Regions from separate parts of the Homo sapiens genome. Here region 2 is linked to region 1. Evidence: read pairs that join two places in POLR2A ChIA-PET (ENCODE). Cell type or tissue: Panc1. All regions are shown on one strand. Each heading gives the region's core, and the rest is flanking DNA. Links, peaks and the distances in the headings are about the cores only.

Region 1 (2,825 bases), core at 55-2,554:
ATTTTTTAAAAGCTAGTAGGTTTTTCTGAACAAAAATAAGGTTCTTCATGGAAAATATACATTAACAAAGAAAAAGACAATAAACTAGGAGAACATGTGTACAACACATAAAGCAAATACAATCAATCATATTACAGTATGTAGAAAGCAAATACAATGTAGCAAGAAAAAGACAGGCAAACAAGTAGAAAAATGAGAAAAAGGTATAAGCAGAAAGTTCATTTAAAAATGTAAATAACAAATATGTGGAAAGGGGCCAATCTTACTAAAAATCAAAGCGTTATCAACTAAAACAAATATGGGATATGTATTTTTCAAATAGATTGGTAAAATCTTTAAAGATTTTCAAAACCCAAATTTGGAGCAGTTTTGGGACAATAAATATAATCATAAATTACTGATAGGAGAGTCAATTTTACCAATTTTTTGCAGAATTTTCTTGCCATATGTTTAACAACATAAATATGTTCATTTTCAAAATTTCTCTAACAGAAGTATACCCTATAAAGACACTTGGAGAAGTGTGCAAAGATACATGTGTAAAGGTGATCACTGAAGCATGATTTGTAATACTGAAAATCTAGAAGCTACTTAAATATCTTGAAGAGGAGGCTCATTAAATAAGTTTTGGTAGAGTCATATATTACAAGCCATTTCTGAAAACAGATTTGTATGTACTAATTTAGATTTATATGTACAAATAAGAAATGCTATCAATGTATTATTAACTGAAAAACATACTTGGCAATATTTAGCAGAAACCTTATGCTAGGAGGTGATTCAGGAAGGGTTTATTTTTCTCCTACAACAGACTCGTTCTACAATTGCTCAAGAGGCTAAAACAGAATGTCAGGAATGCAAGATCTATCTTTGTGCTCCACTATAATTAACAAATAGATCGGCCTTTGTTCTTGTATATGTCACTTCAAAGGCATAAGATGGTGACCACACCTCCAGACTTCACATCTCTCTTTCGGGCAGAAGAAATACCTTCTCTTTTTATTTGGGAAGGGATGCCCTGTTCATGCACTTTTACGTTTGTCTATCTGGTAAATCGATTGCATGTAGGGATCCAGTTTCTCATGCCTCTTATATTTATGCCCTTTGGTTGTGACTGCGAGCTTGGACACGTGCCTTGATTTGACCACCAGGACAGTAGCAAACAACAGAGCAAAGACTTGAAAATGAACTTGCACATTTCTGCTTTCTCTCTTGGACTCCTGGCACTGCCATGGAGTCCCTCTCGCTGCCAGGAACCAGCTATATTCATACAAAAGACACATGAGGAAGAGCTGAATGGTCCCCACCTGCAGCCCCCCAGTGCAACCAACCTCTACCCAGCTCACCAGATGCCCACAGACACACGAATAAGCCCGGCCATGATCAGCTGAGACACGTCCAGATCAGAAGGGTCCAGACACTTTAAATATTTATTTAAGTTACTAAGTTTGTATGCCCTATAGAAATCAGAAACTGAAGGACGCTCATTGTTCAGAATTATATCCCAACATCATTATTTATTGAAGAAAAGTAGAGAAAATTAAATATTTTTACCTAGGCACATTCCCTCAAACAACCAAGTTTCTCTAAATAAGAATTAAGGGGGAAAAATGGCATTAGGAAGACCACTGACAATATTTCCCCCAGACAGGTAAAAAGATAAACGCCAGTGTTTTGATATAAAAAATAAATGAGCTGAGATAAAAAGAGAGACCAAAATGTTGATAGTTTTCTCTAATTCAGGAATCAGGAAAAAAAAAAATCTGTAAAGGGCTAGATAGTAAACATTTGGGGCTTTGCAGGCCTTTTGATCTCTGTCACAACTGCTCTGCTCTACCATGGGTAACACAAAAGCAGCCATAGACACTGTGTAAACAAATGGGCGTGGCTAGTTTGCAATAAAACTTTTTTAACAAAAACACAGTGAGCTGGACTTGGCCTGTGAAATATAGTTTGCAGATCCCTGCTCTATTGCTAAGATCACGAGTGACACTTTCTTGTTCATGCTTTTCTGAATTGAGTGGATTTTTATAATTAGTAAAAAAAGATATATAAAATCATGTGTAACTTAAAAATAGCTAAGACAAAATATTTATTCAAATTCAAAATCTTATGTTTTCAATATTTAAAAAAACACAAATGAACATCCAACCCAAGTAGTTAGAAAACACACACACAGCATAAAGAAATTAATGGAAATAAAGAATAAAATATTGCATTAAAAATAGATAAACCATTGACTTAACAAGTAAACATAAGTCAATGGTTTTCCTAAGAATGTAGGAATAAGTTTCATAACATGAAATATATCCCAAGGTTCTCTTGAAAAGACACTGAAGTATTATCCTCCCTTTTCCCTTTTTTTTATTTCCAACTTTTAAGTTCAGGGGTACATGTGCAGGATGTGCAGGCTTGTTACATAGGTAAACATGTGCCATGGTGGTTTGCTGCACAGAACATCCCATCACCCAGGTATTTATCCCAGCACCCACTAGCTATTCTTCCTGATGCTCTACCTCTTCCTACCCACTACCCTTTGACAGGCCCCAGTATGTGTTGTTCCCCACCATGTGTCCATGTTTTCTCATCATTCAGCTCCCACTTGTAAGTGAGAACATGAGGTATTTGGTTTTCTGTTCCTGCGTTAGTTTGCTAAGGATAATGCCCTCCAGCTCCATCCATGTCCCTGCAAAACACATAATCTCATCCCTTTTGTTGGCTGCATAGTATTCCATAGTGTATATGTGCCACATTTTCTCTATCCAGTCTGTCATGGTTGGGCATATAAGTTGATTTCATGTCTTTGCTATCATAAGTAGTGCTGC
Region 2 (2,825 bases), core at 9-2,508, 970 kb after region 1:
TGTCAGGGGCATAGAGAAAGGCTGGGGCTAGACTTAAGGGGAATTTGATTGATTGGCCAAAGGCTTCAGTCATATAGAGCCACAGTCCCAAAGTGATTTCGGCAAAGCAGTCATTCCGTAAGATGTTCTGACAGACGCAGAATAAATGTATTTGGGATTGCTACATACCATATGGCCCCTCTTAAGACTCTTAATGTGTATTAGCATAGTAATGTTTCAGATAATTCCTGCCACATCGGGATACATAGAACACCATTTAACGCAGGGGGGCCATATTCATGTAACACCTATTAACAATCGAGAAATCTTTCCCTTGAGAACTGCTGCTAGTGTAATGATGAAGCTAGAAATTGGTTTTGGTGAGAACCAACAGGAGGGAAGTAGAGCTTTAGGAAGTTCTTTCAGTTTTTATTCAGAGTAAGAGGGCTTACTCTGTCCAAGGCACGCTGATTAATCAGTCCAAAAAGATGAATGCCAAATCGGTGCTTGAGGACTCAGAATTTCCCAAAATTGCCATCTTTATGTGTAAGTATAGAATGTCAGCTATTTACAGTCAGTTTGCTATGCAGTACCAGTAAAATACTCTGCTTGTATTTGATATATCAAGATTATTAAAGAAATTACCAACCTTCCCCCAAAATAATTGTTTTTAGTGAACAGCTAATGTTATTTCCTTTGCTGGGTAGGCGTGATATATTAATGGTGATGGATATCAATTGTGTATCAATGGAGATGAATGAATGTCAACACTTTGAACATACTATCAAGGTATTCCAAAATATTTTTATGGTAATATTGCTGAAACTAAGCCTTTTTTGGTGATCTTTGTTTTTGTTTGTTTGTTTGTTTCGAGACAGAGTCTCGCTCTGTCACCCAGGCTGGAGTGCAGAGACGTGACCTCAGCTCACTGCAAGCACTGCCTCCCAGGTTCAAGTGATTCTCCTGCCTCAGCCTCCCTAGTAGCTGGGATTACAGGCATGCACCACCACACCCGCGAATTTTTTTTGTACTTTTTGTAGAGATGGGGTTTTGCCATGTTGGCCAGGCTAGTCTTGAACTCCTGACTTTCAAGTGATCCTCCCGCCTTGGCCTCCCAAACTGCTGGGATTACTGGCGTGAGCCACCGCACCCGGCCCTTTTTTGATGATCTTTGAAAGAACCTATATGAAATAAAACTTGGAGAGACCTACATTTCATTTCATAATGTATTATCTCCTTTTTTAATTGAAAATATTACAACTTTCTATGTTAATCATGATAAAATGCCTCAGAGGACTTTTTATATTTTATACAGCTTGACCAATTTTATGTTTTAATTTTTAATTTTTTCTCCTTCCTTCATATAGTATTCTTTTTTAATGTGCCTTTATCCTCACTGAATACCCTGACATATTCAAAACCTCCTACAGTTGATGTCAGTAATACTAAGCGTCAAGATCTCCAAATTCATCTAATTCCAGTTTACTTTGTCAATAATCCTTGTCCTCTTTTCAAAAGTGTGGCATATTTTGAAAAATAATCAGATATTTTTAAATCCGTGTAAAACAGGAGAGTCCACTGTAAATCTTTGCTTTACCAAAGGTGGTTTATTCAGCTACAATTTCTCTCATTTTGGTTTTTTTTTTTCTCTTTCTTCCTTTGGCCACTTCAGCCATTCGACTCTCAGAAATTCTGTCAGGAAAAATAAATGGATATGAAATCTGAAGATAAAGGTTTGTGGGGAAAGAATAAAAGGATCATGAAATGTCAGGGCTGAAAAATATCTTAGCATCCAGCCTAGTGTTCTATTTACACCATCCCTGTTTTGGCTCCCAATCTGATTCTCTTCCTATTGCATCAAACTGAGTTTTAAAGAAATTTGAAACTATGCATTTCAAGACTATTTGGTGATTATGTTAATCTCCAATTCTGCCTATTTTTGATTATGTTAAAATCAGCCAAAATATAGAACATAGAGTTATGCTTATGCCCAACATCATAATATGCCTTCAGTTATTAACATATGTTGTAGGTAAGCTTGTTATTATTTGAAATGTAAATATTTATATGTGTAATGTGTAAAAGTTTTCAAATATGGGTCATAACATATCCAATGGTTTATTTGTCTATGCCACTAATACATCTTTGGGCACCCAAGTTTAAGTGCAGTACATTTTGCTGGTTGATGTACCAAGGAATGACTTATAATTGTGATGAAATTTGAACTTCATATTGCAAAAGATAATCATCATTTGCTAGAAAAAATTAAAACCGTTTAAATTTTTATCATAGAAAGAGCTAAAAGAAATTCTAAGTATATTTTTATAGATGAGCCACTTTGGAAATTTCACAGATAAAACACCAGCTTGTTAACAGAGTTAAGCTACCAAAAAGACACTCCAGAATGGGCCGTAACATAACTTTTTACCAGTGTAACTTACACTGTGATTTAAAAGTGTGTATGTGGTCAAATATGTTTCCTTTGTTTTCACTGAAGTATTTTTATTCAGTAAATACAGTCATTATTTTATCACCTTCGTGTTTTAAGCTCGAATTGTATTGAATCACATTTAGTAAGTAAAATAATCTATACTCCTGCAATTCTGAAAGTGATTCAAATCCATTTTAGGATACCAGATTGAAAAACAGCAACTTAATGTTGAGATAACGTCATGGGGTGCACAGTGATATTTTGATCAGCAATGGACCACATATAGGATAGCGGTGGTCCCATCAGATTACAATGGAGCTGAAAATTTCTTATCTCCTAGTGACACGGTAGCCATTGGAACATTATAGCATACTTTATTTTTATAAATTTATTGTGGCCTAAGTGTAAGGTGTTT

Evidence for each region. Peaks named below come from ENCODE experiments on the same cell type or tissue, not always from the same donor. Only the 100,000 strongest peaks of a DNase experiment are listed, where the experiment ranks them.
Region 2: POLR2A ChIA-PET joins it to region 1 with 5 read pairs; 2 of 35 experiments call an interaction of 5 or more read pairs at or near these places.

The regions. Positions count from the first base shown.
Region 1 is chr6:146,983,481-146,986,305 of GRCh38, forward strand. The region is part of intron 6 of STXBP5-AS1 (STXBP5 antisense RNA 1); the gene reads right to left. Among named protein-coding and RNA genes, the nearest start is that of LUADT1, 170 kb to the right of the region's middle. In Panc1, for the core only: no CTCF peak of the experiment used is centred there; no DNase peak of the experiment used is centred there; H3K4me3 peaks cover 577 bases; H3K27ac peaks cover 2,162 bases.
Region 2 is chr6:147,951,679-147,954,503 of GRCh38, forward strand. It overlaps a transcript of SAMD5 not described here. Among named protein-coding and RNA genes, the nearest start is that of SASH1, 390 kb to the right of the region's middle. In Panc1, for the core only: no CTCF peak of the experiment used is centred there; no DNase peak of the experiment used is centred there.